Regions from separate parts of the Homo sapiens genome. Here regions 1 and 2 are each linked to region 3. The links are chromatin loops, found by intact Hi-C in ENCODE. Cell type or tissue: B cell. All regions are shown on one strand. Links, peaks and the distances in the headings refer to the core of each region. The heading gives the core; the rest is flanking DNA.

Region 1 (10,605 bases), core at 4,972-7,471, 180 kb before region 3:
TAAAGTATTTACCAATAAAATTAGTGAAGTCCTGGTCATTTTAGACCAATTGTTCCAGAAGTGACTGTTAACTTCCTAGACTGTTGCCAGTGATAGCATGTGACCCCCTCCAACTCTGACTTAAAGCAGGCTGGTTTCCTGGGCTGTTTGTTGGAAACAAGGGGTTGGTTTTCTGGGCGGGCAGGTGTAAGCTGTTCTATTTTTATATATGCTCTGGTTATTGTCTTTGTATATGTGCCTCTCATTTCCAAATCAATTATCATTTAATGTGCCACTGAACTCTTGGTATAATTCAGATCCAGAATAGGGAGGCTACTTCTATGGAAATGTAGTTCCCACAGCCAGGGGAGGCTTCACACAATTCCACTTGGATGAAGGTCTACATACGTGGAGACGAGCTGAGAAATGGTGGTAAGAAACAAATTGGAGTTAATAGCTGCCAGATAGAGATCAGGCCACAAGGAAACCAAGAGTGGGGACTGACTAAAACACAATTGACAAAATATTGACAATTATTGAGACTGAATTAATGGTACCATCAAGTTTTATTATGCTATTCTCTCTAATTCTGGGTATGTCTAAAAATTTACATAATAAAAAATTTAAAACAGAGTTGAAATGAAAAAGACAATGTACCATCAAAATCTAAGAGAGCGTTAAGACCAGAGACTCATAGAGTTCTTTCAGAGCCTTTCATCACCTGCAATTTTATATATCAATGTGCGCTGATGTTCCATTGGACTGACATTTGCCTGTTTCCAGGATAAGCTCCAGAATATAATTTGAGCCATCCAGCAACTCACGAAGAACTTCTTGCATTTGGCAGAGAAAGAAACAGTTGCTAGACTCACTAAAGTACCCATCCACTTCATTCTTCAAGCAGGTGAATGACTATGATGGGGTTAAAATTCCCAGCTAATTACCTCCCAGCCAGCATTTTAACTGGCTGACTCATACAGATTCCTTAAGATAGAGCAGAAGAACAAGAAAACATAAGCAGTAGCTGTGTGCAGTCAAATGTACAAATATTTAACTAGCTTACTCCACCAGTGCACAGTTTTAATACATAGTCTGAGAGCATAGAATGTAGATACCAGCATTGTATGTGAGGCTGAGACGTGGCAATTTAGCAAACCTTATGGAGTAATTAAACCATCTAGAATTTCAGTTCAGAGAAATCTAAATGGGAGAAGCATCCAGCTGTCAGGAACATGTCGGTTTTTCTTTCTCTCTTCCCTTCATCCTTATGCCTTTGGGACCTGGGATCCTTCAGGACCTCCGTGGCCTTCTCACAATGATCTATACCTGCAACCTTTTCTATGTCCAGGTCCTACCTGGTCAAACCATACCCCTATTCCTACCACCACCAACACTGCCTACACACACACACACACATACACACACACACAGGCACACACATACAAGTGTGCTGTGGAATTCATATTAACTTATAGATGGCACAATAGCAGCGGATCTGAAAGTGTGGTCCTGAGACTGGCAGCATCAGCATCCCCTGAGGACTTATTATACACGCAATAAATTCTTGGGCCCCATCCCAGGCCCACAGAATCAGAAACTCTAGGGGCACGGCCTAGCACTCCAAGTTATAACCAGCCCTCCAACTCCTTTCAATCCATAAAAACCTAAGATCAGGTGAATATAAGGTATTCTTATTTTACACAAGAGGCAGGGGAATAATTAATAAATCAAAAGATATACAGTCAATGTGAATTAACTCTAGAAAAGAGTAGGGAGGAGTAAATCAAATAATACAAAATAAGCGTTAAGTGACTTACTGTTTCAGCACACTCATCTTCCAAATTGAGTCTAATATAAAATCAGTTTGCATTTAATCAATTTGCCAAAAAGTATTCCTTGAACACCTTTGATATCCATTTCTTCAAAATACATCAACCAATGGAGACACCCAGAAAGGGAGTATTTGGGGAATTCTCTGAAGGATTTACAATTTAAAAATCACAATATGAGTAATATGCATATGTATGAAGGATATTATAGTCAACTCTAAAGTGATTCCTGAAAAGTTAGAAAACACAAAACAGTTTCTACAGTATTCTCTCCTCTACCTCTCTCTGCCTAGAGTTAAGAATAATAAAGGTCAGGGCAGGGTGTGGTGGCTAACGCCTGTAATCCCAGCACTTTGGGAGGCCAAGGTGGGTGGATCGCAAGGTCAGGAGTTCGAGACCAGCCTGACCAACAAGGTGAAACCCCATCTCTACTAAAAATACAAAAATTAGCCAGGCGTGGTGGCAGGTGCCTGTAATCCCAGCTACTCAGGAGGCTGAGGCAGGAGAATTGCTTGAACCCGGGAGGTGGAGGTTGCAGTGAGCTGAGATCATGCCATTGCACTCCAGCTTGGGCGACAAGAGCAAGACTCCATCTCAAAAATAAATAAATAAATAAATAAATAAATAAATAAATAAATAAATAAAGATCTTATTCCTATAATTTTAGAGGAATAAATAAGAAAAGCATATGCAAAGACTATGGATTTCTAGTCTGCATCCCAGTTCAAATGTGAAGTAAATTACCGTTAAATTTGGATTGAAAACAGGTATGCTTCATATAGAGCTTTATAAGTTTTAGGTCATGTTGACAAAAACACATACGCGCTCCACTTCTTTGCAACATCTTTGAGGAAAGAATTTCTAGAATGAGGATTCTGGAGTACAAATATGTGGGTAACGTTTCTAAGTTCCCAGAATACATATGATTTCTCATAATTAAAATGCCTAGCATTTTTCTTTTACTTTGATTTTTATTAGATTATAAAACTGGTGGGATAATTATTCATGTTAAAAAGAATTATTTCCATGTTTTAAGCTATAAGTATATTTCAAACTCTTTTCATATTCTTTTAATTATGATGGGACAGTAGAGTATTTATAAATGTAGAAAAAAGTCACTTAGATGATAATATTTCAAAAACTGCCTGCATTCTTTTAAATTAATAAACCTGAAGCCATCTTTTGCAGAAATAACTGCCTTAAGCTTCAAAAAGTTTTCAGTTTGAAAGTAGCAAAGTTCAAAATTTTAACGAGTTGTTTTATTAATATTGTAAATTTCTGTGGTGACAGGAAAAATTGGAGAAGTGATCTATGGAGGAGATTCAAAGCATCCTGAAAAACAAACTCCTCTTAAACTTTTACGGAATACAAGATTCTTATTTTTCCTCTCCATTTTGCCATTTTGCTAACGGCCTTTACTATTATTTTGATTATCTAAATGTAATTGAATTTATTTCTGTGGAAACTAAATGAATATAAACCAAAGGAGAAAAGAAAAGTCTACTTATTCAGGGCTTGCTATAACAAGGGAGTCGGCCACCATCAGTTGCATTTTGGCCAAGAACTCAAAGGCAGGCAGAGTGGAAAAGCCCTACAGTGGAAAAGGGGGAAGCCTTCTCATGTGCCTTGATTGCAGGCAGCTGGCATGGGGAAGCTGTGGGCCGCCTAGCTAGAAACTGGCATCCTGTTGCATATTTGCATTTCTCTGGTTGGTCCTAAGTTGGAAGTGGGGACAAGAATTAGGGAAGCTGTCAGTCATTCTTCAAGTCCTGGCCGTTTTAGACCAATTGTTCCAGAAGTGATTGTTAAGTTCCTAGACCGTTGCCCTAGATAGCATCTGACCCCCTCCAAGTCTGACTTAAAGCAGGCTGGTTTCCTGGGCTGTTTGTTAGAAACAAGGAGTTGGTTTTCTGGGCAGGTAGGTGTAAGCTGTTCTATTTTCATATACAGTCTGGCCATTGTCTTTGTATATGCAGTCTCTCATTTCCAAATAAATTATCATTTAATGTGCCACAGAAATATTGGTATAATTCAGATCCAGAATAAGAAGCCTACCTCTATGGAAATTTAGGCCCCACGAATGGGGGCTTCATATAATTCCTCTTGTATGAAGGCCTATGCACATGGAGACAAGCTGAGAGGACGTAGTAAGAAACAAATTGGACCTATCAGCTGCCGGATAGAGACCAGGCCACAAGGAAAGGTTTAGAGCAGCCTAGCACAAGCAGATGCTTTTCAGCAACCCAGGGTAACATAAATGAGTAAAGCCAGCCAACTCTAGGACAGGGAACAAGAGGGGAGACTGGGAATTGAAGAATGCCTGCTTAGCCTAAAGGCTCTCAAACACATACCATATTTCAAAATCACTCCGAATACCAAACAAAACTAATCTACTGGAAACATGGCCCAGAGGCCTGTCTGTTTGGCCTCCCGCCCAATCTGATATTCAGCCAGTACGCAATGGTTTGGCCATACTGATTGGTCAGTTACTGATTTGATCAGGCACCCAAGACAACTGGTTATTAAATATGCATTTTGAATGGCACCTCACTCTAAAGCAAGAGGGTCAGGGCAATCCCCCAAAACTGGTGGTTGTCAAGAATACATGATTTGGGATGTAGTTTTCCAGGTAGGCTGATGTTTTCTTACTGTCTAGGCACTGGGTAATTTGTGTCAAGCTTTATGTGAATTGGGAAGTCATGAGAACCTGAAAGATGGAATCAAAGCAAAAGTAGCCCTGATGAGAAAAGGCTACTCTTTTCCTGATAAGTTAGAGCCACAAGGGAGCTATGAATCTCAGAGTCACACCTCCATGTTAGTCACCTAAGTGGACTACAGGGAGAATCACTGGGGCCTTTAGCCATGAAAGAGATACATCAACGCAGTGATCAGAGCATCAGGGATGCTTGGGGGGCATCAGGAAAGGAAGGCTGTGCAGAGAACAGGATGGAGAGGATAAAGGAGGGCATTGATTCTGACTACTTCAACAAGAGGCCTGCCATCCCCACTGATAATATGAGCATTACCCCCATGGCCCGTTCAAAACGTCATGGCGATAGAGGTTTAGGGGGTATTTCTGGATGGTGCTTAGGGCAGAGACACTGTCTTTACCACTTCATATGGTAACAGGCCCCTGCACCCTTCCACAATAACTTCTATTTTTTTTTTGAGACAGAGTCTCACTCTGTCATCCAGGCTGGAGTGCAGTGGTGTGATCTCTGCTCACTGCAACCTCCACCTCCTGGGCTCAAGTGATTCTCCCACCTCAGCCTCCTGAGTAGCTAGGATTACAGGCGCACACCACCATGCCTGGCTAATTTTTTTGTATTTTTAGTAGAGACGGGGTTTCGCCATGTTGGCCAGGCTGGTCTCGAGCTCCTGACTTCAAATGATCTACCTGTGCCTGGCCTTCCACAGTAACTTCTACTTCAGGTTAAAAAAAAAAAAAATAGCCTGAAGGTGCATTTAATGTACATGTTTTTACCAGCTGAATTTTTTACAACAGGTAATCCTATTTCTATGATAATAAATTAACAGATTCCATTTGAAAAAAGAAAAAACTTCAAGAATTTGCACTTACACACAAGTATGGTGAGTTATTTACTAAAATAGCCAAATAATATAGACACAGTTTTAAAATACTTTAAAAAAAAAAAAAGTTAGAAATCCAATAAATTCTGGGGTTTCTGCAACTAAACTCTTATAGTAAATGTAATATGAATTTTTTTCAAGTTACTTCTACTTAATGGAAATGCATTATATACCAAAATGCCTTTCCTGGTTCTGGAAAACAAGTGTTCCTCTCCTAACTTTGTGCATTTTTAATTTCTGCTCTTAACTCGAAAATATCTACTAGGGGACAGTGATGCTGCTGTACTGTGGGCCAGGTCACCCTTCAAGGCCACAGGCCTTTGTACAATCGAACAGGCTTCTCTTGACGCACCATTTCCTGGCAGTGTGCTCAGGCATGTTCGTGGCCATTTCAAAACTTCAGTTCCAGAGACTTTCAACTTAAGTCTTCAAAGTGGACAGGTAGATAATATGGATCTTTTGTCCTGCATACAGTGGTGTTGATGGGACTATTTTCATTGTTGCAGAATTGGTGACCAAGACCCAGAGTCAAAGGCAAAGACATATCAAGAATCTCTCATTCTGAAGAGAGCTGCCAACAGCTGGAGGCCATATACTCCCCGAAGACTTTTTATTAGGTTGGACATAACCAGCTCTGCTGCTCCCAACTATCCCCAGGCCCCTCTCATTCCCCTACCCCATACAAGCAGAAGATTGGGAAGAGGGGGAGAAAAGGGGTTGCTTTTTGTGGGTCATCAGTACAGACAGCCTTGATGTTTTCCAGGAAGGAAGAGAAGAAAGGAAGGGAAGCACTCATAGCCATTGCAGGTGTCAGGAATAAGAGGATTTGTCTTGATCTACAGTGGGATATCTGCTTATGGGCAGGGGAGATAAAAACTTACATGACAGAGAGGGGCCAGCAATGGGAAGCAAGCCCTTTTGCTATTCAGTGTTACAAGGAAGCTTGAGTTTCCTGTGGCTCAGGGGGACACTGCAGGAGGCAGCTGAGCTTGAGCTGTCCTGTTGTACCCAAAACAAGAAGGCCACCACAAGGTGGCAGTCCCAGCAACAGGAAATGGCAGGGCGTATTATTGCCAGCAAAAGCTGGGGTGGGACTCAGAAGACTGAGCTAGAGCTGATCTCTCACGTTAGAGAATTGGGCCAAAACCTAGGGAGGAACCCTTCCCTAACCCTGAATGGCCTATATAGAACCCACATATGTACTCCAAGAAGGAACCAGCCTGGGACGCCCACCATCAGTGAGCACCCCCACTGGGTCTATCTCAGCCAAAGAGGCAACAAGCAAGGGAAAGCTATCATCCAGAATGACGGCTTCATCCCTTTCCATCTTTCTTCCCCACTCAAAGGGAAGAGTGTCCCGAGAGAGGGGAGTAAGGAGAGAAAAAGCAGATCAAGCCTTCTCCCAACTCTAAGTCCCCATGGAGAAGCATGATCAGGGCTCTGCAGAGGTGGGAGGAGGTAAAGGGGAATCTATTGGATCTGAAATGGATTTTTAAAACTTCACTGGCTTTTTATAAATACTCAGAAGTGGATTTAAAAATTTATGAAACTCTGTGGGTACAGAGTAGAACTTCCCCACAAAATAAATAAATGTTTGCAGGGCTCAAGTTGGAAAAAATGTCCTTCTGCAGCAAAGGGTGTGGCCCTGGGGTCAGGGAAGCACAATGATGAACCAGGAGCATCTAGGAAGTGACCCGTGCCAAGGGTTTAAATTCCAGGACACTCTTTCCTTGGACTTCTGGAAAAGTAGAATGAAGCAGATAGGTTTAAATTCTTTCTCTAGGCTGGGCACAGTGGCTCACGCCTGTAATCCCAGAACTTTGAGAGGCCAAGGTGGGTGAATCACTTGAGGTCAGGAGTTCGAGACCAGCCTGACCAACATGGTGAAACCCCATCTCTACTGAAAATACAAAAATTAGCCAGGTGTGGTGGTGCACGCCTGTAGTCCCAGCTACTCGGGAGGCTGACACACGAGGATCACTTGAGCCCGGGAGGTGGAGGTTGCAGCAAGCTGAGATCATGCCACTGCACTCCAGCCTGGGTGATAGAGTGAGACTCAGTCTCAAAAAAAAAAAAAAAATTCTTTCTCTTATAGTTTCTCAAACACTGTAATAAAATTTGGTACAGCTTTAATATCAAGTTCGAAATGAGTAACAGGCTGGGTCATAAAATAAAAGAGAGAAAGGGCAGCTTCCCCATGTTCAACCTCCCTCCACCCAGTCCTCACTGCTCAGACTTTGCAGAGGTGGCAACAGTGCATCAGAAGGTGGCCTGTGCTCCAGGCCCCGACTAGAAGGAGAGTGAATAGGTACCTGCTTTAACTCAGTGTTATGGACTAAATGTTTATGTCCCTCCAGAAATCATATGTTGAAATTCTAACCTCCAATGCAATGGTATTTGGAGGAGGAGCCTTGATAGGTGATTGGGTCATGAAGGTGGATCCCTTATGTTGTAATTAGTGACCTTATAAAGGAGTCCCCAAAGAGTTCTCTCCTTCCTTCCTTCCTTCCATCCTTCCTTCCTTTCTTTCTCTCTTTTGTTGAGATGAAGTCTCACTCTGTTGCCCAGGCTGGAGTACAGTGGCATGATCTTGGCTCACCACAACCTCCACCTCCCGGGTTCAAACAATTCTCCTGCCTCAGCCTCCCAAGTAATTGGGATTACAGGCATACACCACCAGGCCCAGCAAATTTTTTGTATTTTTTAGTAGAGACGGGGTTTAACCAAGTTGGCTAGACTGGTCTTGAACTCCTGACCTCAAGTGATCCACCCGCCTCAGCCTCCCAAAGTGCTGGGATTACGGGTGTGAGCCACCGTGCCCGGCTCTTCTCTCTTTCTGAGGATACAAGAAGACGGCAGGCTGTGACCCGGAAGAGGGTCCTCATCAGCATCCGACCATGCTCACATCCTAATCTTGGAACTATGAGAAATAAATTTCTGTAATTTCTAAGCCACACAATCTATGGTACTTTGTTATAGCAGCCCAAACTGACTCAGACCCTCAGAAAAGGCTGATGGGGAAAAACCATCCTGGAAAGTAAATAGTCAAGAGGACCTTGTAAGAGCAGACATGAGAAAACTCCCCACCCCAGTAGATTCACTAGAGACGCAGCTCTCAACTCCTTGTACCAAGACCCATAGGAATGATACACTTTACATCATACCCCTATAAACATGTACATGTGTAATTGATTAAAGTTTCATAAAGTAATATTTACTCACTATGTGCAATGCACATTGATATTTCATATTCTGTTCTGTTTTTTAAATGCTGGCCACAACCCCACACAAATTGATTTCTAGACCTTAATAGTCTCTAATCAGCAGTGTAAACAACTCTCATTAGAGGGAGAGAACCCTTAAGAGGAAGGGGAAACCTTGGGTTTCACAGGCATGAACAGCAGTGTTTCTTCTCTCTGAGATATGCCTCCCATACCCACAGCCCCTTTTTTTTCATCATACTGGGATCCTATATTCCTGATTGCCTACTTTCCAGGTGAGTTATCTCCTCTGGAGTTCCCACCTCTCTACTGGATCTCTTATGTAACCACCTGATATGGTTTGGCTGTGTCCCCACCCAAATCTCATCTTGAATTGTAGCTCCCATAATTCCCATGTGTTGTGGGAGGGACCCGGTGAAAGAAAATTGAATCGGTTTCCCCCATACTGTTCTCAAGGTAGTGAATAAGTCTCACAAGATCTGACAGTTTCGTAAGGGGTTTCCCCCTTTCCTTGGCTCTCATTCTCTCTTGCCTGCTGCCATGTAAGATGTGCCTTTCACCTTCTGCCATGATTGTGAAGCCTCCCCAGCCTCATGGAACTGTGAGTCCATTAAACCTCTTCTTTCTTTATAAATTACCCACTCTCAGGTATGTTTTTATCAGCAGTTTGAAAACAGACTAATACACTATCCTCAATGCCTTTCTAATTCTACCCATTGTACATGGATTGGACTCCTCAATGCCAACTCCATTCATGAAATACTTTCCAAGCCCTTTCATACCCAGCATGTACAAATTGTCCCCAGCACCTTCTTAACAAGTATGTCTGAATAACAGAAAACTACAATAATAATGCATGTCAGAATTATATGATGTAAAGATGTGTCTGTCACTGCTACCAGCTCTATCTATACCTCTTTCTCTGTAATCCTTATAACCATCTGACACATTAGGTCACATAGCTATTTAGCGGTGGACTTGAGCTTCGAATCCAGGTGTTCTTGGGAAACTTGCAGATCATAGAGAAGCATGAACACAAAGAATAAGTGTGGCCTTCCAGTGGTGGGGGCAGGGTGTCATGAGACACAGAGCAGTGGTAGGTCTTATGCAGAGCCTCTTTAGGGTTTTACACCACTGGTAGAAGAATCTGTCTCTAGACCGAAGAGTTCAAACCGAGAGACTTCTTGCTTTCTCACAAAGACAGGCTTCTGGCCATTTAGCTGCTGGGCTTTTCATCAGCCTTGAGGAATGAGAGACCTTTGTGGAGCTCTTGTTTCTAGGCGTGAGAGCAGGGGAGAGGCTGAAAAGCATCTGACATTCCTGGCGTCCCATTCTCTAGACAAGAGGGGACACTCATAAGGGCCTAAATACCTGTCCAAAGGCTTCAGTCACAATCCCTACTCTGTAAGGAAAATCTTGGCATCATTTCATCCCATACAACTAAGAAGAAAGATATATATCATGATAGCATATGGATGTGTTAACCATCTTCCCCCATTTTCACGTTTTAAGAATTTTAGGGCCGTGCATGGTGGCTCACGCCTGTAATCCCAGCACTTTGGGAGGCTAAGGCTGGCAGATCACAAGGTCAGGAGATCGAAACCATCCTGGCCAACATGGTGAAACCCCCGTCTCTACTAAAATACAAAAAATGAGCCAGGCGAGGTGGTGTGCGCTTGTAGTCCCAGCTACTCGGGAGGCTGAGACAAGGGAATTGCTTGAACCCAGGAGGCAAAGGTTGCAGTGAGCCAAGATCATGCCACTGCACTCCAGCCTGGCGACAGAGCAAGACTCTGTCTCCAAAAAAAAAAAAAAAAATTTTAGGTCTGGGGTGAGTTGGAGTATTGCTGAGGAGAACCTTTCTCAAGGGCAGGGCTCTCGGAGATCATGTTCTCATGGGTCCCCGGGACCGGTCCTCAGGCTCGCTAGTTTAAGGTGAGTGGAGTGGTCTCTAGGAGCAGAGCATGATAACAACGCTAGGTCAC
Region 2 (7,748 bases), core at 5,035-7,534, 120 kb after region 3:
AATTGAGGAATTGCCCAAGGCAAAACACCCAAGTACCTTTAGAAAGGACCAATATCATGCCCTCCAAATATTTCTGAATTCATTTCAAAATATAATTAAATGGGAAAGTAAGACACCAATGCTCTGTGACACGAAGAATGATGACACTAATGTTTAGCTAGAGTTTTTTCAATACAGATATTAATAGTCACCTGCTGTGGTGGCTCAAGAAAAAAAAAAAGCTCAGTGAAACATCAAAATGACACCTTAATTTAAGTAATATTGCTTTCTAGTGAATCCTGCAAGGTAAATTGATCCCAGTATTTTCTTAAGAAACTTGTTGAATGAAGTTGTTGAACACCAAGTAAATGAATGGTGGAAAACTCTTGCCAAAAGCAGGGACTGGGGTTTTAGAGTGGCCGTGGTAGATTGACTGCACTATTGTCCTCAACTTACGTGCCTCCATGTATCTACAGCCTTTGATACTGCCCTGCCACACTGATCCTGGGTGTGGCCACATAACCTACTTCAGCCAATGGGCTAGTAGCAAATTTAACAAGGTGCTTACACATTGCTGCTTGCTCCCTTGGCACCCTCTACTTTCATGAGAGCAAGCCCAGGTAACCTACTAGAGGCTGAGACCATGTGATGCACAGCTGAATTGTTCCAGCTGAGACCTCCAAGCCTGCCAACACTGTTCCCCAACCCCAAGCCCACCCACCAGCTGACTGCAGATACATAAACAATCCCTGCCTAATACAGTAAAGCTTGGTCAGATCAGCCAAACCACCCAACCAGTCCTAGGCATACAAAAAATTTAGAAATTTTTTGTGAGAAATTATTTTGTGAGAAATAAGAAGTAGCTGTTGTTTTAAGCCACTGAGATTTGGAGTGGTTTGTTACACAACAATCGCTAACTAATGCAGTGCCTGAACTTAAGCCATTTCTTTACATAATATTAGGAAATAGGACCAAGAGCTGCTAGAGTCATCTATGAACTTAATAATATTAGTAGAGAATACTTATTACTTTTACTCTCAGTGGAAAGAGGGACAGATTCAGTTAGCTCATCCAAAAGTAATATTATATTATAAAACAAAAAGAAACAAAGTAGTCAAAACATCCCTGTTTTATTCATTTTGAAATAACCATTTAACTTATCAAACCCAGGTCTTTGCACTGGTGTTAAGATGCAAATTCTACATAAGAATCAGGACTGGGTTCAATATTGTACGTAAGCAGGCTCGCCTACAACTGGTTCCTATGCACAGAATCAAATATTGAGTAAAGATCAATAAAAGCTGCAAACAATCTTATCTTGTTATTGAAAGATTTCTGCATAAAATATACAGAAGGAAAAGTAATTTGATGTGGAAGAAACTTGCCAAAAGCCTGCTTCTTGCATAAAACAATGGTCTGAGGAACCCAAACTTGCAATCTGTGGTGGGAAACTGGCTAAAATATAAAAAAGAATAACCAGTAAACTGATGAATTCATAATAAAAGAAAGAGTAAATTTACCTTTCTTTACAAAGGGAGACATGGGAAATATACTATATTTTGGTCCATCAGAACCAAGTTGGGAAGGCCAGATACTTACAGACCATAAACAATTTTTTTTTTTTTGAGACGGAGTCTCGCTCTGTCACCTGGGCTGGAGCGCAGTGGCGCGATCTCGGCTCACTGCCAACTCCGCCTCCCAGGCTCATGCCATTCTCCTGCCTCAGCCTCCCGAGTAGCTGGGACTACAGGCGCCTGCCACCATGCCCAGCTAATTTTTTTGTATTTTTTTTAGTAGAGACAGGGTTTCACCGTGTTAGCCAGGATGGTCTTGATCTCCTGACCTTGTGATCCACCTGCCTTGGCCTCCCAAAGTGCTGGGATTATAGGCGTGAGCCACCACGCCCGGCTGACCATAAACAATTTTAATAGCAGAAAACCTCCTCCAGGTAATTTATATAATTTGGCCTTTTTAATCAGCAAAACTATGAAATGAAATGTTCCCTGCATGTACTAAGGAGAGGAAATTTATCTCAAAATATAAGCCTGAGAAAAGAGGCCCTCTTGTATTTCTAGATACTGTGACTACTTCAACTTTCTTCGTCAGGTTTGTCTTAAAACCTTTCCTGATATTCAATTCTAACTGCCAAGTCTGGGCGAGCCACAATAATTAATTTTAAAAAGTAAAATATTTTTAAATCAAGAGTAAAAACTGGATTTGGTAAGATTCTGAATGACTTCTGAATTTCATTTCTGATGTGAGCTCACAAGCCTGGCCATGGCTGTTTTTAGCTTTGTAACAATCATAAACACAGGAATTATGTCATACAGCATGCAGGAAACAAAAACCACTCAAGCAGAAGGGCTTTAATACAGGAATCAGATCCTTCAAAAATTCTTGATGGGCTAGAGAAGCAAGCTCTAAAATGGGCTTCTGGGAATAGGTCCCAGATGTAACAGAATGACTCACCTTGGGGGCTACACTACGAATGATCAGCAAGGTGGGAGGAATCAAACAACGCCACTAGATGGACCGATATCAAGAACACACCACCAGGGCTTTGACCCAGAAAGCAGGAAGCCAGGATTACGAAGCTGTTGCCAGCCCCACGGCTGCCCTTGTACATCTGTAAGCACGGAGAGCAAGGTGTTATCTTTGGCAAAGAGGTGCCAAAAATGCATCATCTCATCACATTCCCTACACTAAGGTTACAAAAGACCCTGGCCCCTGGACACCCATGAGTGCATCAGGAATTCTGGTTTAAACCACGGCAGCCTTAGGGGCTTATGGCAGAAATGCCAAAACAGCATGAAAATAGGCTTTGTTTTCCTACCACCTTCCAATCCTCACATGAAAGTATCTAATTGGTGGAGGCTTATTTGTACCCACAGCCATAACTGCAACAGAATCCAAGAAACACAGTTTCTGCTTCCCAGCCTTGCAGTAGAAGACCCCATGTGTGCCAGTCTAGCACACTGATCAGGGGAACTATGACAGTAACTTCTATCTTTGCTGAAAGAGAGACTGATAAACACAGTTTTAGTTCATCAACAGTTGATTCATAAAGGCTCAAGAGAACCTTCTCTCTCAAGTCACCTGAAATAAAGATTTCATCTCTAGATATCTAAGGTATCACCAATAGGATTTAAATGCATCTCATTCCATTTCACCCTTCTCGTTCCCATTAATCTAACCAGCTCAATCACACCTAGGCACAAAAGACACCGGGACAACTAAACCAACATTTAAACTAAGAAAAGAATCAATCACTTTCATCCAGTTCAAGATCTTCCCTCTTAGAATGGTAATAAGCAGGGAGTGATTATAATACATTTCATTTCTTGTGACTTTGCCCTAACCTGGAGAGACTTTAAGGGAGCTACTCACTCCAGTACAGCCTCAAGTAGATTGATTGGACTATTCTTGAAACTCTGAATGTAGGCCACACACAGAGCCCACTTTGGAACAAAACAGCCACAGAGCATTCTCACACCAAGGTTACAGATGACTCACATGACCCTGGCCCTCGTTTGCCATTGAGTGCACCACCAATTCTTGCTTAGGCCAAAGCAGCCATGGAAACTTGTATTTTCTGAAAATTTAGCAGAACCTGGGGGCTTTTTGTGGCAAAGCAATAAACTGAACCAATCAGATGCTCCCTCTTGGGATGTTTGAATATGAAACACGTAGAGACCTTTCTGGGGGGAGTGGTGAGACAGTATGGGGAAGCTGAGAGACCCATAGAGAAAAGGAAGCAAGCCAAAGCTAAGAAAGAGCTTGGCATTTGGCCAAGACTCAGATTAGCATGGGCCTTTGCCTGCATGCCCTTTGTGGATACACCAGGGCAGAGCCACTTCCTTCCTGTCTCTTGGCACTGCTTCTCCTGTGGCCTGAGTCTTGGCCAAATGCCTTGTGATCCACCTGGAACACGAGAAGATGGAGACCTGCAAAGAGCTTCTCCAAGGCCATCTTCCTTTCACCTCCTGATCTCACCTGGGAAGCTGTCATGAAGCAGTTTCTCATCACCTCCAGTGTTCTGATGAGACGTGGGTCTTCCTGCTTCACCCTCTCTTAATAGAGTGGCAGAACACAAAACCACCGAGCTGCATTACCCAACTCGCATTGCAATCTCCAAGTCCCTTTGGTTTCAGTGTCATTCTTTTTGATGAGCAGAACAATGACCTCAAGGAGTTGGCACATTTGGCTAGTCTTCCTTTTGTCATCTATGTAATGAATAAACGGTCTGATTCTAAAAAAGTGTCCTTGCATCTTTACCAGTCGAATCAGTCAGGACTTTACCTTAGCCATGCCTTGTCTCATGTGTGCTTGACAGAAACTAAGTGGAGCTGTGGGACCAACATGGTAGTCGTAGGCCGAGTCTCCCCTCAACCTCATCCCCACTCCATAGATAAAAGGCAGAAGAGTGGGAGGGAGGTTTACAGGGAGATGAACAAAAGTAACAATTATATTGAGAGGAGAGTATTGTTTAGTCTTACTCTTTTGGTTACCCCCAGTTCTCGGCCTCTCAATCCACTCCTTCTGACCCACATTGGAAGTTACCTCACTGGTAAGGGATTGACATGGGGCTACCTTTCTTGATTGCATGGAGTTAACCCATTTAAAGTCTCTCCTTCTCTGATCAGTGCAAAGCAGCAATGATGCCCAGCATGCCTGTGCTTTCACCCTAAGCCACGTTCTCTGTAGTCCAGCGAGACTCTGAATTCCAGCCTCCTGACCCCTCTATTTTCTTGGTTGTTTCCAAACTCAGAAAGTGAATAAGGGTATAAATTATTGTGCCCTCTTAAGCCCAAATAAATTCGATTAAAAGAGAAAAAAATTTAAATTTATAAAGGAATATTAAAAGATTTTAACAACAACAAAAATATCCTGAAGCAAAATAATGAGCCAACACAAAATGAGTCAGACTCCAAAGCCAAACAAAAGAATTAAAATTCAACAGAAAAATACTGAAACATAAGATGATATAGTAACATGAAATAAACAATACAAATGGAGGCAGAAAAAGAAAAGTCAGGAGGTTAAGGATTTAATGGGAATTGGGAAAATTAAATAATAATACAAAAAAAATCAAAACACATAGACAAGCCAAAAACATTAAACAATTCTGACGTACAGGGGTTAAAACTTTAACACAAACAAAAAATGAAAAAAACAGAAACAAAGTAACTAGAAACAAATAGTGAACTGAGTCCTTATCAGAATCCTAAGATGGCTCAGACATCCCCAACCCCCAATCCTCACGGCTTTTAGCTCTCCTGGAGGCTGGAGGCCATGTTTTCAGGCAGCACCTAACATGAGGATCCCAGGCTTTTGAATCACTATAACAGAAACCTACAGTCTCCTTGGCGTTTTGCAAACTCTGCGCAAAAACCCTCTTGATTGCTTTGTGTTGTTCTCTGGTTTTACTTCACATACGTCTGGATGGTAAGAATAGAGACCATACCTCCCATGTCTTAATCTGTTTGGGCTGCTATTGAGAGGTGACAGCGTGCTGGCAGTCCTCACAGCCCTCCCTCGCTCTCGGCGCCTCCTCTGCCTGGGCTCCCACTTTGGCGGCACTTGAGGAGCCCTTCAGCCCACCACTGCGCTGTGGGAGCGCCTTCCTGGGCTGGCCGAGGCCGGAGCCGGCTCCCTCAGCTTGCGGGGAGGTGTGGAGGGAGAGGTGCGGGCAGGAACCGGGGCTGCGCGCGGTGCTTGCGGGCCAGCGTGAGTTCCGGGTGGGCGTGGGCCCCGCGGACCTCGCAACTCGGAGCCGCCTGCCGGCCCCACCGGCCCCGGGCAGTTGAGGGGCTTAGCACCTGGGCCAGCAGCTGCCGTGCTCAATTTCTCGCCTGGCCTTAGCTGTCTTCCTGCAGGGCAGGGCTAGGGACCTGCAGCCCGCCATGCCCGAGCCTCCGCGACGAGCGCCGCCCGCTGCTCCACAGCGCCCAGTCCCATCAACCACCCAAGGGCTGAGGAGTGTGGGCTCACGGCGGCGGACTGGCAAGCAGCTCCACCTGTAGCCCTAGTGCGTGATCCACTGGGTGAAGCCAGCTGGGCTCCTGAGTCTGGTGCGGACGTGGAGAACCTTTACGTCTAGCTAAGGGATTGTAAATACACCAATCGGCACTCTGTATCTAGCTCAAGGTTTGTAAACACATCAATCAGCACCCTGTGTCTAGCTCAGGGTTTGTGAATGCACCAATCGACACTCCGTATCTAGCTACTCTGGTGGAGACATGGAGAACCTGTGTGTCTAGCTCAGGGATTGTAAACACACCAATCAGCGCCCTGTCAAAACAGACCACTGGGCTCTACCAATCAGCAGGATGTGGGCGGGGCCAGATAAGAGAATGAAAGCAGGCTGCCAGAGCCAGCAGTGGCAACCCGATTGGGTCCCCTTCCACACTGTGGGAGCTTTTTTTTTCTTTGCAATAAATCCTGCTGCTGCTCACTCTTTGGGTCCTCACTGCCTTTATGAGCTGTAACACTCACTGCAAAGGTCTGCAGCTTCACTCCTGAAGCCAGCGAGACCACAAACCCACTGGGAGGAACAAACAACTCCAGACGTGCCTTAAGAGCTGTAACACTCACTGCGAAGGTTCGCAGCTTCACTCCTGAGCCAGCGAGACCACGAGCCTGCCAGAAGGAAGAAACTCCGAACACATCCGAATATCAGAAGGAACACACTCCGGACACGCCGCCTTTAAGAACTGTAACACTCACCACGAGGGTCCACGGCTTCATTCTTGAAGTCAGTCAGACCAAGAACCCACCAATTCCAGACACACTATAACAAAATACTACAAACTGGGTGGCTTAGAAACGGTAGAAATGTGTTACTCACAGTTCGTGAGGCTGGAAGTCCGAGATCAAGGTGCTAGCAGATACAGTGTCTGGTGAGGGCCTGCTTCCTGGTTCATAGATAGTACCTTCTAGCTGTGTCAGCACATGGTGGAAAGGCAAATAAGCTCCCCTGGGCCTCTTTCATAAGAGCGCTAATCTTTTATAAGGGTGGAGACCTAATGAACTAATCATCTCCCAAAAGGCCCTACGTAATACCATCACTTCAGGGCCTAAGATTTTAACATGAATTTTGGAGGGACACAAACATTGAGACCACAGCACCTTAATTCTTCGATCTCCTCTTCTGGATATCCATTTGGTCACCCAGTAGTTCATTTGATGATGATTTATTGACTCCTTACTCCGTGCATTGTCCAATTACAGTATAAGTGCTGGTGATTCACCACCTACCTGCTGGTGGAGAAAGATGACAAATAATTCTGTCATTACAACTGTGGTAAGTGCTATGAAGGAGAAACACAGAAGCTATGAGAATGACAAACAGGGAATGTCTTGGGAGTCATCAAAGACTTTCTAATGAAAGTGTCTGCATACTGAGGTAGAATTAATTCAGCCATAAGGGAATAGAAGAGCATTTTAGGTAGGAAGAACAGCAGAGGCAAAGACCCTGAGGCAGAAGTGGTAAAGCAGACAGCACGAACTATTCCAGGTACTGGGGCCAGAATACAAGACATTAATGCCAAATGGAGAAGATACCAGTGAGACAAGGACCAGAACCTAGGCCTCAAAGTCACTTTAAATATAGATTAATATATATTAATATGTTAATCAGGTGTCATTTTAGCTCCTTTCAGTTTTATTTCAATTTTATTTTGTGTTAGCTATTTTTATAAGTAATATTATCTCTGAGTCAGAGGAATGTGCTTTTGTTTATTTCTTAGCTAATCCAGGAAAAATCTTGG
Region 3 (10,605 bases), core at 7,531-10,030:
TCACAATCATGGTGGAAGGCCTGTGAAGAGCAAAGTCACATCTTACACGGCGACAGGCAAGACACTGTGTGCAGGGGAACTCCCATTTATAAAACCATCAGATCTCGTGAGACTTATTCACTACCACAAGTACAGTAGGAGGGAAACTGACCCTATGATTCAATTATCTCCACCTGGCACCCGGCAGGGGTTATTACAATTCAAGGTGAGATTTGAATGGGAACACAGCCAAACTATATCATATCAATATCAAATTTCCATCTCATAGAAAATTGATATACAATGGTTCTCAAAATTCAGCTGCATCAAAATCACCTAGAGAGCTTGCTGAGATCTACACTGGAGTTTCCAATTCAGTAAAACTGGGATGGGGCCTAAGGATCTGCATTTCTAACAAGTTCTCAGGTGATACTGATGCTGCAGTTCTGGGGGCCACATTTGAATACAGCTGGAATGGGATGAGCCTTAGCAATCAGCTGATCCATATCTTTACCTTACAGATGAGGAAGCGGGGCATAGAGAAGAATTTATCACTGAAGGCGAGGCCAGCAACAGCTACCTTGAACACCCCTGCACTCTGCTCTGTCCTTTTCCACTGTTTTAGTCACATGTCCAGGGTCTCAAAATGTTATACTGCTTTTCCCTACACTCTCTTCTCCATTCCCTTATCAGGAAAAACTACAAAAACTTTATTGTGGGGAAAAAAGATTACCAGGACTCTGTCTGTCTATCCTTCTAGTGTATCTTTGCCTTGTACTCCCTTTCAGCTGCTTCACTACTCTCAATATTGTCAAAAACTAATAACACAAATGATGCTTGCCTGAAGAAATGAAAGTGAATTGGGCCCTGTGAAATACAATTGATTATTGGGCTGTAGGTATTAACCCAATATGCCTGTAAAATGATTTCAGCATTCTCAATTCCCTCTGTGTGTATGTGTATTTAATTCTCTTTTGAATGTATAGTATCTTAATATGCTCCACAATAAATACAGAGTTAAATAAAGTCTTTGGCGTGTGTTCATTTACTATTTTTATAATTTTTGTGTCATGGTTTATGTTTTTTAAAAAAACTTACCTTTTAACATGCTAAAAAAGACAGTACTTCTTGAATGGTAGAATAAAGACCATCAAAAATCTGCTCATCCATAAAAGCAATGAGATCAGTGGCAAAAATTGTCAAAATTAACTTTTTCAGAACTCTGGAAATTAACTAAAAGATTGCAAAATGTCAAGGACTGTTTAGTCAGGAAAAAATGGCTGAATCTTGGTAAGACCAGTGAGCTATTTTGTGGCATTTTAACTTGACCTAATCCCTCTCCCCCACCCCAATGCCATGGTAACATTGAAAACCAACAGCCTCGCAACTACGGTAGCTATGAAAACCAGCAGCCTGGCAGCCACTGGAGAGGGTCAAATGGATATGGATATAAAACTTCCCCCAAATCTCATAATTGTTAAGACTTGACCTGTGTGGCAGTTCACTGAAAATATCCGTTCTCAGGGCTTTTCTGTATTTGACCTAACCCAGAATTTGCTCTGTGCCAACAGCCCTATTCCTAGGACATTTGTTTAAAAAAAAAAATAGGTGGCAATTATTTCACATTGCAGCTGCCTGAGACAATGTTACTGGTTGGAGCTAACAGGAAACCGACCAAAACACAACCACCAAGGAATTAAGATGTCCATAAGAGACTTTGGAAAGCAAACACATATTCCTGCAAATACAGAAGGTCATTCACATGTGCAGGGCTGTGTACCTGCACAGGAAAGACCTGAGAAGATCCTAATTCCTCACCTCTGGCTTACCTTAAGATTACATACAAGCAGGAAGAAAGTTTAAGGCAAAATTGTAAACTGCCTGTAGGAATATTAAAGATATACCCCAACCCACACATATATCCCATCACCCAAAACTGGGAAACTTATTGGTTCAAGGAATGTAAGGAAATCTCTGTCTAATCATTAGCTGACTACCAATCTAACCAGGCAGAGACTTCAATGGCTGCATATAAAAGAAGAATATAGACTTTACAGAATTAGTGCAGGAAAGTCACTAAAAAAACGAATAAACAAACTAATAATAGTAAGAAAAAATAGCAACAATAACAACAAACTTTGGGGAGAAGAGAGCATCCAATTTCCCGAATAGACATATTATTTAAAATGTCCAGTTTTTAACAAAAACAGAGAGACACATACACACACAAAAAAAAGAATGTCCCGTGCAAAAGAAAACAAGCAGTAAATTCTCCTTGACAAAGTCCAGACTTTGGATTTAGCAAACAAAGATTTTATTTTGCTTTTTGTTTTATAATTTGATGTTTTATTTTAGACTCAGTGGGAACATGTGCAACTTTGTTGCATGGGTATACTGTGTGATACTGAGGTTTGGGGTATGAATAATCCTGTAACCCAGGTAGTGAGTATAGTACCCAATAGTTGTTTTTTTTTTTTCACCCTTGTCCCCCTCCCTCCCTTCCTCTTCTAGTAGTCCCCGGTGTCTATTTCTGCCATATATATGTCCGTGAGTACTCAAAAAACAATGACCTTTAATCATCTAATGAACTAAAGGAAACCACATCTAAAAAATTAAAACAAAGTGTGAGAATAATGTCTCATCAAACAAAAATATCTATAAAAAGATATAAATTATTGTTTTAAGAGAATAGAAATTCTGAAGTTGAAAAGTATAACTGAAATTAAAATCACTAGATGGGATTAACAACAAATTTGAACTCATAGAAGAAAGAATCAGTGAACTTGAAGATAGGCCAATTGTGATTATCCAGGACCAGAAAGAAAAAAGATTAAAAAAAAAAATAACAAGCTTCAGAAACCTGTGGGACACTATCAAGCATACAAACATATGGCAGTCCAAGAGAAGAAAAGATAGATAAAAAGACAGAAATATCATTTGAAAAAATAATGGCCAAAAATTTTCCAAATTTGGTCAAACATATTACACAGTCAAAAATCTAAATAAATTCAAGTAGAATAAACTCAAAGAGATCCACAGTGAGTTACATTGTAATCTGACTGTAAAAAGACAAAGAGAAAGCAAGAATCTTGAAAGCAGCAAGAGAGAAATGGCTTACCACATACAAAGGATTCTTAGTAGGATTAACTGTTGGCTTTTCATCAGAAACCATTGAGATCAGAAGGAAATGGGAGTTAATATATTCAAAGTGCTGAAAGAAAAAGATTGTCAATCAAGAATTCTATATTAAGCAAAAGTGTCTTTCAAAAATGAAGGAGAAAGTAAGATATTCCCAGATAAACTAAAACTAAAATAATTCATCAGTAGCAGACATGCCATATAAGAAATACACATCACTCCAATCACTAAAATCAGAAATGATAAAGAACATCATTAAGTTGTTTAAAGAAATAAAAGGATTATAAGAAAATACTACAAACAATTGTGTGCTAACAAATTAAATAACCTAGATGAGGTAGCCAAATTCCTAGAAAGATACAAACTACCAAAACTGACTCAGAAGAAACTGAATATTCAAATAGACCTATAATAAGTAAAGAGATTGAATTAGTAATCCAAATACTTCTCACAAAAAGTCCAGGCTCAAGTGATTTCAATAATGAATTCCACTGAATAATTTAGAAAGAATGAAGATCACTCACAAACTTTTCTGAAAAGGTGGAAGAGAAAGGAACATTTCCCAGCTAATTCTATGGAGGCCATATCACCATAATACCATAATCAGATATAGATATCAAAAGAGAAAAAAACACAGACTAATATCTCTTATGAATATAGATGCAAAAATCCTCAACAAAAGTGTAGCAGGCCATATTGAACAACATATAAAATGGATTATACACCATGACTAAGTGAGATTATCCCAGGAATGCAAGGTTGGCTCAACATAAGAAATCTATCAATGTAATATAGCATATTAGTAGAATTAAAGATAAACCCACATAATCATCTCAATACATTTTCTTAAAGCAATTGATGAAATCCACCCCCATCCCCATAGCAAACTAAGCATAGAAGAGAAGTTTCTCAACCCAATAAAGGCCATCTATGAAAAACCTCTAGCTAACATGATGCTTAATGGTGAAAGAAAGTTCAGGAACAAGATAAGCATGTCTACTCTCACCACTTCTAGTCAACATTGTATTGAAGGTTCTAGCCAGAGCAGCTAGGCAGAAAGAAAGAAATAAAAGGTAAGCACACATATATCCCATCAGCAAAGACTGGGAAACTTAGTGGTTCAAAGCATTTAAGAAAATCTCTGTCTAATAATTAGCTGACTGCTAATCAGACTAGGCAGAGACTTCAGTGGCTGCACATAAAAAAGAATACAGACTTGACAGATTACAAAGGAAGAAGTAAAATTGTTTCTATCTGCAGATGATGTAATCTTGTATATATAAAATCCTAAGGAAAATCTACCAAAAAACTATAAGAATCTAACAAACCAGCATAATAAGGTTGCAGAATAGAAGATCAATTTACGGAAATGAATTTTATTTCTATAAAATAGCAATAAACAATAAGAAATACAATAAAAAACAATTTTGTTTGCAAAAGTATAAAAGAAAACCTCAGGAATAATTTTTTTTAAGTAAAAGACTTGTACACTGAAAATCTGTAAAAGATCATTGAAAGAAGTTAAAGAAGATCTAAATAAATGGGAAGATACCTCATGTTCATGGATCAGAAGACTTACTTCTGTTAAGGTGGCAATATTTCACAAATTAATCCACATATTCAACTCAATCCTTCTCAAAATCTCAGCTATGTTTTTTCAGAAATTGACAAGCCAATCCTAAAATTTGTATAAGAACTCAAAGGAACCACAATAACCAAAACAACCTGGAATTGTAGGACTTAGGCTTATCAGTTTCAAAACTTATTAGAAAACTGCAGTGACTAAGATAATGTAGTACTGGCATAAGCATAGACATATAGATCAACAGAATAGAATTGGATTCAGAAATAAACTCTTACATTTATAGGTCAAATGATTTTTCAGCAAAGATGTCAAGAAAATTTAATGAAGAAACAGTAGTATTTTCAACAAATGGTGCTGGGACAACTAAATATCCATATGCAAATGAATAAATTTGAAGCCCTACTTCACACCATATACAAAAATTCATAGACCTAAACATAAGGGGTAAAACTATAAAAGTCAACCATAGACCTAAATATAAGAGGTAAAACTATAAAAGTCTTAGAAGAGGCCGGGCATGGTGGCTCATGCCTATAATCCCAGCACTTTGGGAAGCCAAGGTGGGTGGATCACCTGAGGTCAGGAGTTTGAGACCAGCCTGGCCAACATGGTGAAACCCCATCTCTATTAAAAATATAAAAACTAGCCAGGCATGGTGGTGGGTGCCTGTAATCCCAGCTACTCAGGAGGCTGAGGCAGGAGAATTGCTTGAACCCAGGAGATGAAAGTTGCAGTGAGCCGACATGGTGCCACTGCACTCCAGCCTGGGTGACAGAGTGAGACTCTGTCTCAAAAAAAAAAAAAGTCTTAGAAGAAAGCATAAGAGTAAATCTTCATGACATTGGGTTAGGCAATGGTTTCTTAGATTTGTGAATCCAAAGGTACCTGAGACAGGTCTCAATAAATTTAGAAAGTTTATTTTGCCAAGGTTAAGGATGCACCCGTGACACAGCCTCAGGAGGTCATGATGGCATGTGCTCAAGGTGGTCGAGTATAGCTTGCTTTTATCTATTTTAGGGAGACATAATACATCAGTCAATACATGTAAGATGTACTTTGTTTCGATCTAGAAAGGCAGGACAACTTGAAGTTGGGCTTCCAGCTCATAGGTAGATTTTAAAGATTTTCTGATTGGCAATTGGTTGAAAGAGTTAAGCTATTATCTAAAGACCTGAAATTAATAGAATGGAATGTCTAGGTTAAGATAAGTGATGGTGGAGGCCAAAGTTTTATCATGCAGATGAAACCTCCAGGTAGGAGGCTTCAGAGAGAATAGATGGTAAATGTTTCTTGTAAGACTTAAGGTCTGTGTTGATGTTAGTGCTGGAAGGCTTTTCCTGAATTCCAAAAGGGAAGAGGATATATAATGAGGCACTTCTGACCCTCCCTTCCCATCATGGCCTGAACTAGTTTTTCAGGTTAACTTTGGAATGCCCTTGGCCAAGAGGAGTGGTTCATTCAGATGGTTGAAGGGCTTAGAATTTTATTTTTGGTTTACAGACTGATACTGTTTGGCTGTGTCCCCAGCCAAATCTCATCTTGAATTGTAGCTCCCATAATTCTGTTGTGTTGTGGGAGGGACCCAGTGGGAGACACTTGAATCATGGGGGGAGCTTCCCCCATACTATTCTCATGGTAGTGAATAAGTCTCATGAGAGCTGATGGTTCTATAAGGGGAAACCCCTTTTGCTTGGCTCTCACTCTTCTCTTGTCTGCCGCCATGTGAGATGTGACTTTCACCTTCTGCCATGATTGTAAGGCCATCCTAGCCACATAGAACTTTCGAGTCCAATAAACCTCTTTCTTTTGTAAATTACCCAATCTCGGGTATGTCTTTTTTTTTTTTTTTTTTTTTTTTTTTTTTTTGAGATGGAGTCTAGCTCTGTTGCCCAGGCTGGAATGCAGTGGTGCAATCTCAGCTCACTACAACCTCCACTTCCTGGGTTCAAGCTATTCTCCTGCCTCAGCCTCCCAAGTAACTGGGATTACAGGCATGTGCCACAATGCCCAGCTAATTTTGTGTGTTTGTGTGTATTTTTAGTAGAGATGGGGTTTCACCATCTAAGCCAGGCTGGTCTTGAACTCCTGACCTCAAGTGATTCACCCACCTTGGCCTCCCAAAGTGCTGGGATTACAGGTGCAAGCTACCATGCCTGGTCATGGGTATGTCTTTATCAGTGGTGTGAAAAGGGACTAATACACAGATATAACACCAAATGTACAAGCAACAAAAGAAAAAGCAGATAAATTGGATTTCATAGAAATCAAAAACCCCGTTTCTAAGGACACAATCAATAAAACAAAAAGACAACGCACAGAATTGGAAAAATATATGTGCAAATAATATATATAATCAAAGACTGAATATACAATGCAGAATATATGAAGAACTCCTAGAGATTAACAATAAAAAGACAACCCAATTAAGAAATAAACAATTTGATAGACATGTCTTCAAATATGTCCAAATGGCCAATGAGTACATAAAAACGTGCTTGTCATTAGGGAAATACAAATAAAAATTACAATGCGACACCACTTGACACCTACAAGTGAGGACAGCAAACCAGTCCTCACTCTCCTAGAAGGTATGACTTTTCATTCTGTTCCTCACCAAGACCATCACTTCCCACTGCCCCACATTTTCTCCTGCCTCTCCTCTATTTTCCCATCCCTAGTGACAGAAATGACCCAGGCAGTTGCCCCAGATTGAAACGGGAAAGTTTCCTGATCCCTCTCGCAGGACATGCAACAGAGGTATGGCTCGCCTGTTCAGTCGACACCACTGCTCTTCAGTTGTCACCATTGCTCAAACCCCTGATGGGAGGGGAAACACACAGACTGACAGGTGTAGGAGCTGGGGCAAGTGCCTTGGGCTCCAGCCCCGTATCTAGGGGTGGGTGCCTGCGGCCCCTTTTTGCAAGGGCAGAGGACCAGTATGGCAGCTTTCTGTATCCCTAGCTCTTGCTCAGCATCCCAGAAGAATCAGGTGACCCACGGGCTTGAAGGATGAATGTGGGGTTTTACTGAGTGATGGAGGTGGCTCTCAGCAGGATGGATGGGGAGCTGGGAGGAGGATGGAGTGGGAAGATGATCTTCCCCTGGAGTTTGGCCATCCAGCAGTCAAACTCCCCTCCAACCACCCCCAGCTGAGCTCCTCTCAGCGTTCAGATGTTCCTTCTCTTCTCTCTTTCTCTGCTGCGCTGTTTGTCTGCTTGTCTCCTCATCTGCTCATCTGCTTCTGGAGCCTGGGGTTCAGGGTTTATATGGGTACAGGATGGAGGGGCATGGCGAGCCAAAAGGCAACTTTTGGGGCACATAATGCCTGTTCCCACTTACGGCCACGGGTCTCAAGGCTTGAGGGTTGGGACTTTGCTGGGGAACCACCCTCTTCTACCCAATATTTCCCTGTCTTCTGTCCATATCAAAATTACCTTCTCTCCTCCACAACAGAAATCAGGGTTTTCCCCTCTTCCTTCCCAGATTTATCTCTGTGGCAAGTATTTTTGTCTCCAGAAGTCCTATTCTCATTGCCCAGCCAAATGGCTAAAGGAACATCACCCCACCAGCTGTTAGAACCGTGGTGAAGGATGGGAAAATATGTCCCTGGTAACCAAACAGGAAAGCCAACTGAACCTTCCCCACAGAAACAATATTACACGCACCTCAGCCATTTGGGTGTAGGATAGCCTTGAGTGGATAGTCTAGCAGTCCTAACAATCATCGAGGATGTATATGTAAAAAATGGAAACTACGTTTTCACTTTCAAACAACCAGCTCATAAATGAATGTTTGGATCAGACCCATTCTTCTATTTTTCAGTCAAATAATTTTTTATTTTTATTTTTTGGTATCTAACCTTGTTTTGATTCTTGTTGTTGTCAATCAGTTCGACACTGCATTCCTCCAGAAACTCATGAGTATGTTTTGAAAACTTTGCTCCTGTGACCCAGGACCTTGGCTAGAAAGAGTCATCGTAGCACAAGAGGAAGATGGAGCAGGGGTTTTCCTGAGGGTGTGGCAATAGCAGTGACTCATGCTACTTCCTTTTTCTAACCCTTTCCATTAGTGGGGTGGGGGAAAGTCACAGTCAGACCTGGGGAAAGCCGTCTTTATTTAGAGGGCGCCCCTAGTGTAGTGATGGCTTTTTGCTTTCTTTCTGCCACAGTGCAAAGCAGGGAAATAAAAATGCACAGCACGATAGCGAGAGTTTAGAACTCTAAGACAGCCAAAAAAAAGTCATTTATAAAAGAATGCAACATACGCTAAAATTAGTTCCCTAGTGTATGCAAAAAAGAAAGTCAAACTCAGCACATTTCTTTTTGTGTAGTCAGGTACTAAATGTCTCTTGCAGCATATGAAGTGGATAAAGAGAACAGAGACGAAGAAGAAAGGAGAGAGAGGAGTGCAAAGAAGAAAATAAGTGTGGACATAAATTCGCTTTTCAGTGTGTGTAGTCTAGATACTATCTTAGTTCCCCAAACAATGTTTGCTTTGTGATTTCACTGCATAACTCTTTCAGATGTTTTCTCTCTGAATGGCTAGAAGTCAACAGCTCTAGACCCTAACTCTGTAAAAGCAAAGGACTCAAGTCCTCTTCAAGTCTTTCCACTTATAAAAAGGGGAATAAATGAGAGTTTTATATCTTGTGAGCTTTTTAAAGCATTTCACAGAAATTAAACATCAGTGATTACATAAAGTTATATATAACTTCTCAAACTGAGGGGAAAGAAGCCAAGTTGTTGAGGAAACCATAGCCAAAGAAGGATGGCTGTTTAGTTCCCTGAACCACGCTTTTGAAATACTATAATCGAGATCATTCAATGAAACTTGTTTGCTTAAATTTTTTTTACTTTATTGAAAAGAGGGGCTGAGAGGAAGGAAGGCATGAACTGCTATTTCACAAATTAGCATAATTACATCCACTGTATATGCTATTATGGAAATTCAATTTAAGAAATTATAGCTAAAACACCTAGCACGGCGTCTGGCACCTGTTAAGGGATCAATAAGACTCAGGTGTCACAGTTTTTATTATTATTGCTGTTATTATCATTGTGATTATTATAGAGGGGGATCTGTGAGTTACAAGGAGATTGCTGGTAGTTGGATAACTGACCCAAATCATTCCAAATTCTCATGTTGTATTTCATGGACCATGTACAGAAAATAGAATGACAGTTCCATTTTTGTGTCAAATTGTAATTAGTTAACGCCATGCCCTCAAAAGAAACCTTGATTTTTATATTATTATCCAAAATGAATTTCATTCCCAAACTCTTGAATGTGAATATCTTTGACCTGTAGGAGATGAAAATATGCCTGTTTGGCATAAGGATTATTTTGAGGTATTTTGAGAAATTGCAGACACAGGAGAAGCTCTGAAAACAGAGTAAAAGTTACCCTTTTGTAAGAAAAATGTATATCTGTAAAGGAAATCTCCATTTGTAAGTGTCTTCCTCTCTGTACCAGGATGAGAAGGATGACTAAATCATTAGAGACTCAGTGGAGAAGGCACCAACTTAGATCTGCATAACAAACTTGACCTTTGCTTACTGTGTTTTCCTGGGCGTCTCACCATAACTGGCCTTCCCCTCACCCTTCTGTCTTTGTTTCAGTGGAAGATAGGATTTAAGCCTGAATTCAAAGCCATGTCTTTGAGATTTGCTCATTTCTCTAAGTTTCTCCCAGGTATACAGAAGATACACGTTATGAAACGTCCTTTTTTCCCTCGTTAATCAGTCTTTTGTTGCGGCGGTCTGCCCCAGCTAAAAGATATGCAGAGTAGAGAGAAATGTTTTCCCCCTACAGTCCCCAATACTTAATTTTATTCACTAATTTCTGGATCTTGATTTATTAATCATTGAAAAGGTGTCAGATGCACCAAAATCACCCTGGTAAAG

The links. A loop is a pair of places that touch in the nucleus more often than their neighbours do. Peaks named below come from ENCODE experiments on the same cell type or tissue, not always from the same donor. Only the 100,000 strongest peaks of a DNase experiment are listed, where the experiment ranks them.
Region 1: a loop joins it to region 3, with 11 times the contacts of the local background. A loop is called at or near these places in 3 of 110 quality-filtered maps.
Region 2: a loop joins it to region 3, with 12 times the contacts of the local background. A loop is called at or near these places in 5 of 110 quality-filtered maps.

The regions. Positions count from the first base shown.
Region 1 is chr21:29,372,592-29,383,196 of GRCh38, reverse strand. It overlaps BACH1-IT2 (BACH1 intronic transcript 2), which reads right to left. Exons shown (of 2, transcript NR_046564.2): 2 at 9,217-9,955. Among named protein-coding and RNA genes, the nearest start is that of BACH1-IT2, 5.4 kb to the right of the region's middle. In B cell, for the core only: a CTCF peak has its summit at 6,404 (motif pointing right); a DNase peak (open chromatin) is centred at 6,436.
Region 2 is chr21:29,075,409-29,083,156 of GRCh38, reverse strand. It overlaps a transcript of MAP3K7CL not described here. Among named protein-coding and RNA genes, the nearest start is that of CCT8, 5.6 kb to the right of the region's middle. RefSeq lists enhancers at 3,850-3,989, 6,538-7,737. In B cell, for the core only: no CTCF peak of the experiment used is centred there; DNase peaks (open chromatin) are centred at 5,406, 5,916 and 6,286; H3K4me3 peaks cover 1,955 bases; H3K27ac peaks cover 1,959 bases.
Region 3 is chr21:29,194,666-29,205,270 of GRCh38, reverse strand. The region is part of intron 1 of LINC00189 (long intergenic non-protein coding RNA 189); the gene reads right to left. Among named protein-coding and RNA genes, the nearest start is that of LINC00189, 6.5 kb to the right of the region's middle. RefSeq lists enhancers at 8,549-8,788, 8,046-9,245. In B cell, for the core only: CTCF peaks have their summits at 8,655 and 8,860; a DNase peak (open chromatin) is centred at 8,750; H3K4me3 peaks cover 1,751 bases; H3K27ac peaks cover 2,387 bases.